Regions from separate parts of the Homo sapiens genome. Here region 2 is linked to region 1. A link is a contact called in ENCODE Hi-C or POLR2A ChIA-PET data. All regions are on one chromosome and are shown on one strand. Each heading gives the region's core, a stretch centred on a gene start or an enhancer-like site at or near the end of the contact. The rest is flanking DNA. Distances are from core to core; before and after follow the strand shown.

Region 1 (7,868 bases), core at 4,729-7,228:
GACTCCAATTAATTAATATTATTATAAGTTATAATATAATTGTTATATATTACATAATGCATGATATAAATTATAAGTATTATATATAATGTATATGATAAATATAATTATAATGTAATAAATTATAATATAATTATGTTATAATTATGTTATCTATAATTATAAATCCAGGAGTTTTTGCTTTGGAAACATCTGGATCCATAAGCTTGAATAATTCATTTATTTATCTGTTTATTCAACAAGATAATTGAACAAAATTCCACCTTAATCCTGAAACTTTACTGCAGCAATCTGAAAAGTGATGCTATCTTTTCACCCAAGTTGTTAATAGGATAGGATGGAAACCCAGGAGTTTTAGTGGCTACATCACCACCCTGAGGGGAAAATTTACCTGAGACTGGAAGCAGTCCAGAGGGAAAACAGACATAGAAAGAGAGAGCTGATATGCCAAGTCCTCAGTTTAACACTGGAGTCTCTGAGATCTTAATCTCATACTACAATTCTCTTCAGTTATACTCATTCTTTGGTGTCAAGGCTTTGATATCCACTAGACTCTTTTTTTCTTTTCTTTTATTTCTCTTTTTTTTTTTTGAGACAGAATCTTGCTCTGTCTCCTAGGCTGTAATTCAGTGGCATAATCTCAGCTCACTGCAACCTCCGCTTCCCGGGTGCAAGTGACTATTTGCCTCAGCTTCCCTAGCAGCTGGGATTACAGGATCCCACCACCAGGCCTGGCCAAGTTTCGTGTTTGTAGTAGAGGTGGAGTTTCACCATGTTGGCCAGGCTGATCTCGAACTCCTGACCTCAAGTGATCCACCCACCTCAGCCTCCCAAAGTGCTGGGATTACAGGCGTGAGCCACTGTACCTGGCCTGATACCCACTAGACTTCTGATTCTCAAATTTATATCTCTAGCCAATTTCTTATTCCTAAATTCCAGACTTTTATTCTCACTTCCTACCTGACATCACTGCTTAGATATTTAATGGCCTTTTCAAACTTCACATGAGTAAGACCCAATTCCCAATTTCCCCTGCCTCTATCTCAGTAAATGGCAGCTCTGTTCTTTCTGTTCTTAGACATAACTTTGGCGTTCCCTATGACAACTCTTTCTCTCATATAACATATCCAATATGCCAGCAAATGTCTCTGGGTCTTTTTTCAGACCATGCCCATTTTTCATCTGACCACGTCCCAACCCTTCCTTTGCTCCCAGCTGTGCCCAAGCTGCCATCATCTCTTGCTGAATTATTCCAACTGATTTCATATGTCTTTGCAGTCCAACAATTACTCTGACAGAACAGCCAACATGATCATTTTAAATTTAAGGCAAATCATGTCCCACTCCAGCTCAAAATCCTTCAATGGCTCCCTAATTTTATAATGTCCTCTAAGACCCTATGTGATCTGGCCCTCTGCTGCTTCTCTGGCCTTTAATAACCCGCAGAAAACACCTCCCTTTGCTTAATCGGCTTTGTCCTCCGACACACCAAACACGGTTCCCCTCATGGCTTTCATTTTCACTGTCTTCTCTTCCAGAAATGTTCTTCTCCATGTCTCCCATGGCCCCTTTATGATTTCCTTCACATCTCTGCTCACAGTCAACCTTAGCAGTGAGACCTTCTTTGAAAATCGTATTTAAAAGAGCAGCCCCAGCCCATCTCCAGTGCTCTACGTGTCCTCATTCCACTTTATTTTTTCAATAGTACTTATCACTACCTGATACCTTACAGATTTATGCTTTGTTTTACTGCATGCCTTCCTACTAGATGTAAGTTCCTTGTAAAAAGGTAGTTTGCCAATTTTATATACTCTTGTATCTCCATTCCTTAGAAAAATGCCTGGTACAAAAAAGGCACTTGATAAATACTTGTGGAATGGATAAAGAAATGAATTCTCATGTCCTTGAATTTAGCTTTCCTGAAGGTAGAACACATGGATTTTTCAGTTCTGTGATTCAGTTTATTACTTGATTTAAGCTTGTTGATTTGGGGGTCTGACACTGAACTAAGAAGTCTGGACTACTGTATTGTTTACCATGTCACATCCCTATTACCTGGTTCACAGAAGGTGCTCAAATAGGTGATGGAGGAAGGTGCTCAAATAGGTGATGGGAAGGCATGAATGTGGTAGAGAAAAAGGGAGGAGGAAAATGGAAGGAACAGTGGGAGAAGAAAGAGACAGAAGGATCGGTGTCTGGTGTGGTGTGAAAGGGAGAAGAGCAGGACTCAGATTCATCCTCACTCACCAATAGCAAGGGTCATCACCTGGAGATGGCTGCGGACCAATTTCACCACTTCACTTTTCTGCAGCGGTGTGGCTCGGCAGCAGACCACAGCTTGACACCAAGATGTCAGTTCCAGGAACTGCTTTTGCAGACTTTCTTGCAGGGCAAACTCCAGGGTCTTCCCAGTGATAATGAGTCCAGCTCGTAACCCTGAGTCCCGGGGGACAGGAGGCTGAAGTAAATCTTCACTTAATGACACTTGCTCTGGCAGGGCTTGAGTTTTCTTCTGAAGTTCTTTCAAAATTGTGCTCATCAGCATCCCACAGGCATCCTTGAAACAAGAGGCAAAGGTGGTTAGCCTCCAGGCGCCCTTGGTGTCAGAACCAGTTACATTTTTTATTGTCATTTTTTAGCAATTGCTGAATCAAGAAAACCTCAAATAATGAATAACTGATTATTTTCAAAGATTTTACGAGTCTTCCACAGAGAGTTCTGTGTGTATGTGGGGATGGGTTAAAAGGAGGGGGAACATCTCACCAGTATTTCTTATAAAGAAATAGCTGTGAAATTTCTTCATGTGTGCAATTTGCCTTCTTGAACAGTGAATCCCAAGAGTCCTCTGGTCTCATTCTGCCAATTATTAGCTGCTTGACCTTGGGCAAACTATGTAACCTCTCTAAGCCTTAACTTTCTCATTAAAAATATGCAAATATTATTTCCATCATAATCTTGTTGTGAGGATTAAGCAAAATAATACAGGCAAAACTCCTAGTGTAAGGCATGACACATGGCAGGCATTTGAAATAGTAATTATTGCTTTTATCTTCTTTTTGATTCAACGTATTCATTCACTCACTAACTATTTAATGAGAAACTATATATTAGAAAACATTCTAAGAGCTGGAGCTACACCAATAAACATGAAAATTCCTGCCCTCATGGCACTTGCATTCTGGCCAGGATGTTCTTTGTGGTACTTATCACGTCTCCTTTGCATACATCCTCACTCCACACTAGTTAGGAAGTTCTTTAAAGGCAGTTATCACTTTTAATTTACTTTTGAAGTCTTCATGAGGCTTAAAAGAGGATCACATCAGGTACTCAGTAAACATTCACTGAATGAATTCTACTCAAGAAGATGAACAATAAGCTTATCCAGAAATTACTGTGTCAAGTGATCACTAAGAACAAATTCCAAATCCAGAGCAGTGAATTTAAGTTTAGTTTATACACTAAGTCTGAAATAGTTTATTCGTGAAAGAGCTCTCACTCAAAGCTTGTTTGCTTTGATTTTAAATGCTGTTTTATCAAGCATTTCTCAACCTACAACAAAATAAGAAAAGCAAGGAAGAAGTAGATATGGACATGTGCACATGAAACAGCACAAAAACTATAAACACTCTTGTGGAGTGTTCACAGGGCTCCATTTTAGGAATGAATTTGATCCCATACACCTCCAAAGCCCTTAAGGCAAAGTATACAAAGATGAATCAGATATGCTCATACAGCTCATTACATCATAGTAAAAATTATTTTTAAAACTCTTTTGGAGTTTGGTTAAATTAAAATGGCACATTTAGAAAGTAACATGCCTCGCAATCATTGAAAACATTAACATCAGATTGTGTTTAAGGTATTGTAATTGAAAGAATACAGCTGCAATACCATACAATAACATAAATATAGTCTTTGTGGCACCAATATGCTTACAGTATACAGAATACAGTCTGTGTGGATATTCTCCAAAATATGATTTTAAATTGTAGTTTTATGATTATAAATTGATTATAAAGGGTTTTGTACTCTTCTATTTATTTGAGTATGTGTTTAGGTTTTACAAATTAACTATTTTTTTCATTATAAAAATAACAGAAGTATGCATACACACACACAGCTAATCTTCATTATCTGTGGATTCCACATTTGTGAATTCTCCTACTTGATAAAATTTATCTGTAATTTCACAATACTTGAGATGTTTTTGTGGTTACATGTCATAGAGTGACATTTGAGTGTCACATGCATAGAGTGACATTTAAGTCATGTGATATGCCCATTCCCAGCTGAAGCTGAACACCATGATGCCTTCTTTTGCCAGTTCTCAAACTGTAGCAAAGTCTTCTTTTCATGGGCTATTTGGTGCCATATTTTTTGCATCTTTCTGCTTTTTGTCAGTGATTTTGCTGTTTAAAATGACTCCCAATCATGGGCTGCAGTGTTTCCAAGCAAAAAAGGCTGTGATGTGTCCTATGGGGGGAACTTACCCATGTTAGATAAGCTTTGTTTGGGTATAAGTTACAGTCTGTTGGCAATGCATTTAACGTTAATGAATCATTAATATGCATATTAAATAAGGTACATTTCAGAAGAAACAAGGTCATGTATTGATTGTTGACAGTATGTTGTAATCAGAGGAAGCTAACTTTGTATCTCCTCTAAAAGCAGTGGTCAGTGTTTGCTAATTCAGAGCTCGGGGCAACTACATAAACTATAACTCTACAAATAAGGAGAATCAACTGTATATATGTAATATGTAATATATAATTAGAAAATATACTGTAATGGGAATCAGAAAATTTAAAGTTTAGTAATCAGCTGTACTTAGAGAAATCACAAGCATTTGGAGTCTCAGGTTATAAAACAGATAATTTATCTTCTATGTCTATTTGTTGTAATTGTCAAATGAGATCAGGTATGGAAAGCCTTTTTGTAGATTCTAATATAAATTATGAAGATAGAAAGTTACCAATCTGAGGAGAAAAATTTAAATGAAATTACAAAAATAAAACTTAAAAAATTAAATGACCAATCCTGAAAGGCCTTTGTATATTCCAATGCAGTAACTAGTTACAAACAGGATATGACTATATTAAAACAAATGAAGAAAAAAAACTTTTATGAGAGTAAAAGGTAAAGTTTGCAACTGGCAACACTTATAATCTAATTTGTAAATTGAAGAACAACGTTGATGGAAATTTGTAAAGATGACACAAAAGTAACTTCAGACATTCCACTGGCTGCCACATTGCCTGCTTAGAATGTTATAGGAGCAATTCCTTCACTAAGTGACACACTGGGCTCCATGATCTTCAAGTCCTTTTAAACTCTTAGTGATTCCTGAGGGACTAGGAGTGGGAGGTGGAAAGAAAAGAGTTAAATACTAGTGACTGAGCCCATACTATGTGCCTGGCTTTTTATCTTGAGTTGTGATAAAACTAAATTATGTTTGTTGTATTCTGTTTAGTTATTTGGAAAATTCACACATGTGGAATAGCTATCGATAGCAAAAAAATTATAGGTACTCAGTAAATACTTCTTGAATCGATAGTTTTAAATGCCTTTAAACATAAGATAAATTGTGTATTTATAAATAATTTTTTTATTTATATAAATTTAAGGGTATAAGTGTAATTTTTTTATATGGATATATTGCATTATAAATGAATTTCACAGTCCTAAAGATTTTACTGTTCACAACAATCTCTATTTTTCTTTTTTAATGCTTACTGAACCCCTCTCATCTGATAGGCACCGCATTAAACAATTTATATTTTTTCATTTAATGCTCACAAAAACCCCATTAAACAGTCATTACTCTCCCATTATGAGTAAAGAAAAAGCGGCACAGGAGGGTAAGTAACTCCCTAAGGCCACATACTCAGTCAGCGGCAGGCCAAGCATTTGATCCCTAGTCTTACCAGCCACCTAGGCTACATTCTTTTGGTGACTGAAATGACTAAGCATTTTCTTCTGTTCTGCCCCCTGCAGCTACTGGGAGTTGGCTGGTGGTTGTGGTTATGGGTCACTGGGCCACCGTAAAGGGGAACCCACTCTATTTTTCCCTTTTCTCAAAATGTACCATTTAGCTGAGTGCTGGTTGAGGTCTGACCATAAAAACATGCTAACCAGGCCGGGCGCGGTGGCTCACGCCTGTAATCCCAGCACTTTGGGAGGCCGAGGCGGGCGGATCACGAGGTCAGGAGGTCGAGACCATCCTGGCTAACACGGTGAAACCCCGTCTCTACTAAAAATACACAAAAAATTAGCCGGGCGTGGTGTCGGGAGCCTGTAGTCCCAGCTACTCGGGAGGCTGAGGCAGGAGAATGGCGTGAACCCGGGAGGCGGAGCTTGCAGTGAGCCGAGATCGCGCCATAGCGCTCCAGCCTGGGCTGCCTCAAAACAAACAAACAAACAAACAAATAAACAAACGAAAACATGTTAACCAATCATGGCAGCCTTGAGCAGGCAAAGCTCAAGAAGTGATCCTGAAGAAAAGCTCCACAAGATTTCAAAGAAGGCAGACTGCAGTGATGGGATTGATATCACTGGTTAAGTCTGACTGCTGAAGAAGAATGGGAGGAAGTTTTTCAAGAAAAATAAACAATGTGCACAAATCTTGGAGGGGATCACTATACTGGAAGGCTTCTGAGAAAAATAAAACCCTTATTTATCTGATTAAACATTGGTGTTAGAGATTAGCGGGAGGCAAAAATAGAAAAAACTGGGCTGAGTCTAAGCCTCCTAAATTTCCTTCTTTTTTAAAAAATGACATTTTCCTCTTCCCTTAAACAGTTCTTCAAACTTATGATATTCTCGGGAGCACTACCTAGGAATTACCACAAGAGGGCACGATTTCCCTGAGTCTATTTTTAGAATTGCCATAAAATATTTAATAATTTATTCACCTGATTTCAATAAAAACTATCACTTTTTCTTATCTTAAAAGGGAGGTAGATTCCTGTACCAGGACTTGATATATTTTCTCATTTTGGGCTAAGTCCTGTCAGATCCCTGGTAATCCAGTGTGGAGGGGGGAAAGCAAATAAAAAAAAAAAACTTTCTTCTAATGCCTTTATTCAGCAATGATTCCTCTGAATCATTATAATTTTCCATCAGGCCTTTAGAAGAATAGACATCCTTCCAAGCACAAGGTAGGTTTCTGGATAGAAAAAATTATCAAGAAGCTAATGGTTGCTGGCCAGGGCACAGTGGCTCACCCCGTAATCCCAGCACTTTGGGAGGCCAAAGCTGGCGGATCACTTGAGGTCAAGAGTTCAAGATCAGCCTGGCCAACAAGGTGAAACCCCGTCTCTACTAAAAATACAAAAATTAGCCAGGCGTGGTGGCAGATGCCTGTAATCCCAGCTACTTGAGAGGCTGAAGCAGAATTGCTTGAATCTGGGAGGTGGAGGTTGCAGTGAGCCAAGATATTGCACCACTGCACTCCAGCCTGGGTGACAGAGCAAGATTCCGTCTCAAAAAAACCAAAACAAACAAACAAACAACAAAAAAAGCTAACGGTTGCTGTTTTGTTTTTTTTTTAATCCTTGCATACATCAAATCTCAAATGTTCCAATGCCTTTGAAAATACAGAAGAACAGATTTAATCTCAATATACGCACTTTACTTTGGGTATTGAGGATAAAAAGCTTGTCATCTGGCTCCAGTAGTTTGCATGCATAAGCTATGTTGACAGCTGTCTCCTGCTTGTCCCCTGTCAGCATCCAGATCTTGATGCCCGCTTTGTGAAGAGCTTCTATAGATTCAGGGACTCCCTCCTGCAGACGGTCTTCAATGCCAGTAGCACCTAAAAAATAACCAAAGTGCAATAGGACTTGTAAGAAACCAAAGCCAGCTGAAGC
Region 2 (7,663 bases), core at 744-3,243, 510 kb before region 1:
CATTCAGATGGTTAGGGGCTTAGAATTTTATTTTTGGTTTACATTATGTAATTTGCCTGTAGTCCCACAACAAAACATTGTTAGAGCTTCTAATTGAAATCAAAACTGTGAACTATCTGGGCACAAAAACCCTGATCTTAATGAACATAATTATCAATACACTCTTGGAAAACTAATATATGTCAGAGGGCAAGAGATGGAAAGAGGAGAATTGTTTCAGGATACATTTTTGAGATAAAGTCATCAAGACTTGCTGATAAATTGAATGTGGCAGGTAGTCGGAAGAAACCAGAGGAACAAAGATGATGCTGAGGTTTTGGTGTACATTATTATATCAGGCGAAGGATGGCACCATTTACAAAGATGGGGGAAGACCAAACGGGTTTAGGGGGAAAAATCAAGAATTCTGCTTTGGACATGTTGGATTTGAGAAGCCTGTTATTTATTAGGTGTGATCAAGTGTTGAGGTAAATATATGAGTCTGGGGTTCAGGAAAAAGGTCAGAGTGGAGGGTATTAACTTGAGAGTGATCAAAATGATATGATGATATTTAAAACCCTGAAACTTAATGCGATTACTTAGGGAAAGAGAATGATTAGAAAAGGAGAACTGGAGAAGCCTGCAAAGGGTCTGAAAATATTTAAATAACAAATTTAAATAAATTTAAATGTGTGTTTGCCCTATGATGAATCCCACATACTTCTCTAAACTGAGAAATAATGTGTATTAAGAAGTCCTAGAGTTATAACAAACAAGAATGTAGATTTTCCATTTGCATCTTTCTATGCTTGTGAGAAATATTTGTCATATTTGTTAGACTGAATCACATGCGAGAGTTTGTTTTTGCCTGATTTCTGATAAAGGTTTGCCTTATTTCTGTTAGATTTTTACCAGTGATCTTGATAAGGAAATGCAGTAACATTTCAATTCTCAAATGCTTCCATGTGGGTATCAACTTGGTGGATTTCTTGTGGCAAATTAGTATTTCATCTCAAGACTTGCTTTTCTGCACTTACTCTATATATATGTAAACTGCATCTCTTAACTGAAAGTACACTTTATGAATTCAAAAAGTAAATCAGACAAAATATATATAATATATATATATCTCCAAATTAAGATAATGTTAAGTTCTCTGAATGCCTCTCTTCCACATTAACTGGAGTGTTTTCACAAGCTAATTTTATGGTAATGAGTCAAAAATCGTTCATATACATTGTGTTAAGGTACACAGTCTTCCCAAGTCACTGATTTTATTTTACCTTTATGAATGAAAAGAATGAAAAGAAGCAATAACTTTTCAAGATGCATTTGACACAAGGTACATCTTCTAAAATTATAAGCATTAATTTGAATATTATTTTCCATGATGACTAGTTGGCATAAAAGGCTTTTAGAGATTGAATATAGTATTACACACACACGCACACAAAACCAATAAACTTTTGAAGTCTAGATAACTAAAAAGTTCTGGGTATATTTTAATAGGCAACATTCAAGTCTTTGTGTGTGTGTGTGTGTGTGTGTGTGTGTGTGTGTGTGTGTGATTACCAAATACACTGCAAGTTTTCATGTTGGTAAATGTTTTTTAGTTTCCAACTTTATCTACAATTTTCCTTTTAAAGAACTTCATGCTTTAGAATTTAATTTTTGTTTTCTCTTTTAGTCACTCTTTCCTCCCTCTTGTCTGTCCAGAATTTTTCATCTGGACAGCTGCAGGTAAGAAAGTTGGAATTCAAGGAACAGGAAAGGAAATCTGCTTGACCTAGCAAGGATAAACAGTGATGAAGAAACAAAAGGATTATAAAATGAAGAGGAGAAACATAAAATGCTTACGCGTAGAATATAGTGTATATTCTGTCTCCACTCTGCCTCTGGCATTACCACTTAAACTCTTGACCCCACATTCTCAGTGCATTAAGTGGCAAGGAAACTGAACTACTTCCTCTGTGTTTGGGTTGATTTTTATCTTATCTTGATAATGAGAGTGATAAATAGATGGTAAATACTACCAGTTATGTTCAAACATTTAAAAATGCAAACACAATTCTGCTCACTGGTGTATGTTTTTCTTCACCAGGAAATTATCTCATTCAAAGCTAGTGCAACTTTATGGAGTCTGTATACAGCGGAAGCCCCTTTACATTGTGACAGAGTTCATGGAAAATGGCTGCCTGCTTAACTATCTCAGGGAGAATAAAGGAAAGCTTAGGAAGGAAATGCTACTGAGTGTATGCCAGGATATATGTGAAGGAATGGAATATCTGGAGAGGAATGGCTATATTCATAGGGATTTGGTAAGTATGGTGCAAATTTACTTTTTTTTTTTGTATCATACCTATATTCAGAAGGATGTGACAATTACTTTCAATACTTTGAATAATGTGTCCTTGATTTAATTTTTAAACATTTACCTATTCATGCAATTTGTTGTAAAATGTAACTTTGTTTTCAATTGTCCATTGATGCTGTAGCTGTAAAGGCCGAATGGGTTCACCTTGCCTGCTGCCTAGACAGAGCCGATTTATCAGGACAGAGGAATTGTGATAGAGAAAGAGTAATTCACACAGAACCGGCTGTGCAGGAGACTGGAGTTTTATTATTACTCATATCAGTCTCCCCGAGCATATGGGGACCAGAGTTTTTAAGGACAACTTGGTGGGTGGGGGGAAGCCAGTAAACCAGGAGAGCTGATTGGTTAGGTAGGAGATGAAACCATTGGAAGTTGAAGCTGTCCTCATGCTGAGTCAGTTCCTGGGTGGGGGCCAGAAGATCAGGTGAGCCAGTTAATCGATCTGGGTGGTGCCAGCTGATCCATCAAGTGCAGGGTCTGCAAAATATCTCAAGCACTGATCTTAGGAGCAGTTTAAGGAGAATCAGAATCTTGTAGCCTCCAGCTGTCTGACTCCTAAACCATAATTTCTAATCTTGTGGCTAATTTGTCTGTCCTACAAAGGAAGTCTAGTCCCCAGGCAAGAGGGAGGTTTGTTTTGGGAAAGGGCTGTTATCATCTTCGTTTTAAACTATAAACTATAAATTCCTCCCAAAGTTAGTTTAGCCTACGCCCAGGAATGAACAAGGACAGCTTGGAGGTTAGAAGCAAGATGGAGTCAGTTAGGTTCTCAGTCATAATTTTGCAAAGGAGATTTCATAGCCAAGTAAGGCTTTACTCTAAATATGCCTTGAACTAATTAACCACCTAACCTATCATGTGACTAAAACTGATTTCCTTTCCTTTCCATTCTCCCTTCTTCCTTCTCTTCCTTCTTCTTTCTTTCCTTCCACCTTTCTCTCTTTCAACCCATAATCAAACATGTATCAAGTGCCTAGTATATGCCAAGCATTCTGCTAAGCACTGGAGATACAACAGTGAAGAACAAGTTCCAGTTTTAGTCTCCACTTTATATAAAGAATGTCACCTAGGGGCATAACTGCTCCTGATGTGGAGGTTGTTTGGTCCTAACAGGATTTCAAGAGCACTACTGGCATTATTGAAGAGACTAGGAATGCTAAATTATTTTTTTCTGTAATGCTCAGAACATTCCTATTTAAATAAATGATTGTCTTGCCCCAAACCATATGCTAAGAGCACTGCTTCCCTGCATTGCTACCTCCCCTTGAGTAACACTTTCTGTTCATTCCACATTTATTCGTGATATTCACACTATTCCCTTGATGTCCTTATGTTCTTCCATGTCTCATTTCTAAATCTAAAAATTAACTCAAATGAGAATTGGAGAAGTCTATGAGAAATCCCTGATATCGCCCCTTGGAAGTAATTCTGTGCTTCCATCACACATGATCAAAGTGATCATATTACTCACTGTTCAGGCTGCAGTATTTTGGGGAGAAAAAGGGAGCATAATTACATTGGCCCCAGCACACCTTGGGAAGTATGCTTATCCCACCCATGGCTTGGAACACTCAGGTCATTTGCTATTTACTGCTTCACCCAATAGTTAATTATTTACGTCATTTACACAAATACTAGAGTCTATCTTATGAGACTTAGAGTCTTTGAGATCAAGGCCTAGATATCTGAGATGCCACGCAGTGATTAAGAACACAGGTTGCAAACAGTCATTCTCAAACTTCAGACTTTGGTGCGCATTACAATTACTTGGAAGCTTTTAGAAAAATCGCAATAGCCAGGCCGTACCCCAGACCAATTAAATCAGAATCTCTGTGGCTGAAACCCAGGCATCAATATTTTTTGAAAATTCCCCTGATGAGCCTCATGTGAAGTTGAGGTTGAGAATAACTGCTCTAGAGCCAGGCTAGCTGGGTTGAAATATTGTCTCCGTTTTTTACTAGCTGTGAGACCTTGGGCAAGCTAGTTAACCAGTAAAATGGTATTAATTATAGCACCTTCCTCATATGGGTTTGTTGGGAGAATTACATGAATTAATAAACAGTGTCTAGCATGTAGAGGAGCTCAGCAGTGCTAACTATTGCTATTACAGAGATAGATCATTAAAAAAAAAATCCCTAAAGTCACATTCCCTCGTATCCAGCACCTAGGAGAAATGAGCAGATTTTTGAGTGGATGAATATGGTGTAAACTCCACCTAGCTCACTTTCCTAGTCTCTGCAGGTTTGTCTTTCCGGATAACAATTGGGTGAAAGTTCCGGTCATTTTATTTGCTCTAAATGGCTTCTCACAGGTCCTCCTATTCCTGTTTTTTTTTTCTTGTTTGCTCATTTTCTTTTGTGTTCTATTTTATCTCCCTATATGCTACTTAAAATATGTCCGTGAACAATGAGTCTTTTCCCTGTCAAAAACTTTTCTTGTGGTTTGGTCATTGCTAGGACTTGCTGGCATCTTCTAAACTGGTTACTTGTGATTTATTATTTCAAGTTTCTTGCTTTTGTTGCTTGACTAATTGAACCACAAATTAGCTGAAAAGAGGAAAATTCTATCAAATAGTTTATCTACCTACATGAGGCTAAATAATCAAATCAATGATTTTCTTGATTAAGTTGCTGAAAATGAATTGCTTTGGCATCAGACATATTGTTTCTACATAGCATTATATTCAGTTCATTGTGATAATTTTAATATGAAATTATCACTGTAAATAGTTATCTTTAGTGAGATATGTTTTAAAATATATTTTCTTAATTTTTATTACGTATTAGAGATCCCAAAGATATAAAATGACTATGCCTTATCTGTTATGTATTTTGGGCTTTCCTATAAAGATGTTAAAAAAAATACACTATTTTTATGCCAAGATTCATAGTTGTATCATCTTTCAGATTGAATTAATCCTGAGGGCAGCCTGGGCATGGTGGCTTATGCCTGTAATCCCAGCACTTTGGGAAGCCAAGGTGGGTGGGTCATTTGAGGCCAGGAGTTCAAGACCAGCGTGGGCAGCATGGCAAAACCCCATCTCTATTAAAAATAGAAAAATTAGCTGGGTGTGGTGATGTGTGCCTGTAGTACCAGCTACTTAAGAGGCTAAGGTGGGAGGATGGTTTGACCCCAGGAGGGGAAGGTTGCAGTGAGCCAACATGGTGCCATTGCACTCCAGCCTGGGCAACAGAGCCAGATCCTGTCTCAAAAAAAAAAGTGAAGGCAAACTATTGAATCTATACCATTGATGGATATCACCATAAAAATGACTTGGCGGTACACACAGAGAGGTAGTGTGGGGTCCAAATAACCTAAGGAAAAGGAGAGGAAAAACTCTTGAAATAAAAGCTTGTATTCAAACTTGGATTCTTTTCTTCTTTCCATAGGCGGCAAGGAATTGTTTGGTCAGTTCAACATGCATAGTAAAAATTTCAGACTTTGGAATGACAAGGTACATGCTATGTATATATATATGTATTTTGTTTGTTTGTTTACTCATAAGAGGGAATCTTACATTTGTTTACTGATAAACTGAAGATGCTGCAGGCTGTGTTTTTATCTTCCTAGGTTGTAGGCCTGGTTGTATGGCCTACTGACCCACTTTGAATTTTGGGACATGTACCAATTTTAGCTGTGAGGTAAATGTTTACTGTGGGCTATTCTTCTCATCTTTTAGCAAAACTATGGTATATCTTAAAATTAAAAAAGGAATTTCTTGATACACTGAGAAACGTGAAGAAAAAAGCATTCCTGATATACATATGTTTATGGAAGAAAAAGAAATAAATTTGTTTGCTCAGCTCTGATTTTTCTGTGTCCTCACCAAACATTTCTATTATTAAGTATAGTAGTTGACTTTAAGTCTAAAATTCAAGAGTGTGAAAAATTTAACCATATTTTTCTACAACTCAATATAGTTTAAATTTTGAGCATCCTTTTTTGGGGTGGTGCTAGAAATATAATCACAGGGAATTTGGGGTTTCTCTCTAGCTTCCCTAAGCTTCAAAGTCCAAGTTCTTGTGTCTCGTGGGGCTATAGTACTGGTAGTGAGGTGGCTTACTGGTCCTTTTGTTATCTGTGTGCATGGCATCATTGCAGCCACCATCCTCCGGTCTTGTCTTTGGCTGGCCATTCAAACAGGTAGCTGCTAACACGTACTGAATTTTTTCTGCAAGATTCATTCAGAACTGGCAATTTTTTTTTTCGACAGAGTCTTACTCTGTCACCCAGGCTGGAGTGCAGTGGTGCTCTCTCGGCTCACTGCAGCCTCGACCTCCCAGGCTCAAGCTATCCTCCTGCCTCAGCCCCCCGAGTAGCTGGAACTACAGGCACATGCCACCACGCCCAGCTAATTTTTTATTTTTGGTAGAGGCGGGGTTTCACCATGTTGGCCAGGCTGGTCTTGAACTCCTGACATCAAATATCCACCCACCTCACCTCCAAAAGTGCTGTGATTACAGGTGTGAGCAGTCTCACCTGGCCGGCGTTCTTTATGATTACAAAACTCCATGGTGTGATCTCAGATCTCATTTACCTAGGCACATCCACAGCCATTTGTTCACTGGCATCTTTCTGCCTTTCCAAGGGCTCCACCTGGGGAAAAGAGCACTGGTTCTGTGTCACTTTTAAATCCCACCAACCTAATGTGGGAGTAGGAGCTTCTTTCCTAAAGTACTTGGGCAGCCCTTTAGGGTACAAGATACAGGACCCTAACCCACTGATCTACTAATGTCTAGTACCCCCCTTTTCTTTCCCTTCTATTTCCCCCATTCCTCTTTTTGGGGGAAAAAGATCCCCCCAAAGCTCAGGGGATCTTTTTCTAGATAGTGGTGGTAATAGGGGTGGTGGTAGTGAGATCTCACTCCTGTTCATGGCCCATTTTCCAAGATATTTTGTTAATAACTCAATCTTTCTTCTCTGAAGAGCCTAGACTTGAAAAATTCAAAATCTATAAACAGTGGCTTTTCTCTCTTTGTTTTCTGTTAGTCATTCTTTACCTAAGTAGAATGACCTCTGACTCAATAAAGTGCTGACAGGTGGAGGGAGGTAGTGTATTTAAAAAAAAAGTGAGAGTATAGGGGCAGCATTAATAAATGCTGTGAAAACACTATATTGTATATTTAAGGGGCAACAAGCACAAGTTTATTTTTGTCTCTTCTCCTCAGTGTCTGACATTTGGACATCCCGGTGTACAATTCTCAAAAAAGAGAGAGGGTTCAACTTGTTATTTTTTTAAGGAGACGGTAGTTATTCTTGGTTTCTTTCCATATAGGGCCATTCTAGTGCATTAGAGATTTGTCATATCAG

The links. A loop is a pair of places that touch in the nucleus more often than their neighbours do. ChIA-PET counts read pairs that join two places held with the same protein, here RNA polymerase II (POLR2A). Pooled maps may share reads with other maps.
Region 2: a map of HCT116 shows a loop between it and region 1 (3-fold over the local background). The contact joins two enhancer-like sites. A Hi-C loop is called at or near these places in 1 of 168 maps with a recorded cell type or tissue (HCT116) and 1 of 50 pooled maps. POLR2A ChIA-PET finds 5 or more read pairs at or near these places in 1 of 52 experiments (K562).

Annotation. Positions count from the first base shown.
Region 1 is chr4:47,563,526-47,571,393 of GRCh38, reverse strand. ATP10D (ATPase phospholipid transporting 10D (putative)) reads right to left here. Exons shown (of 23, transcript NM_020453.4): 15 at 7,629-7,813; 16 at 2,248-2,557. Among named protein-coding and RNA genes, the nearest start is that of ATP10D, 82 kb to the right of the region's middle. RefSeq lists a silencer at 5,962-6,151. Within about 2 kb of position 5,978, at least 3 of the 41 ENCODE cell types and tissues checked have a DNase peak (open chromatin) inside an H3K27ac peak, as active enhancers do.
Region 2 is chr4:48,074,546-48,082,208 of GRCh38, reverse strand. TXK (TXK tyrosine kinase) reads left to right here. Exons shown (of 15, transcript NM_003328.3): 11 at 2,081-2,297; 12 at 5,743-5,807. Among named protein-coding and RNA genes, the nearest start is that of TXK, 56 kb to the left of the region's middle. Within about 2 kb of position 1,993, at least 4 of the 41 ENCODE cell types and tissues checked have a DNase peak (open chromatin) inside an H3K27ac peak, as active enhancers do.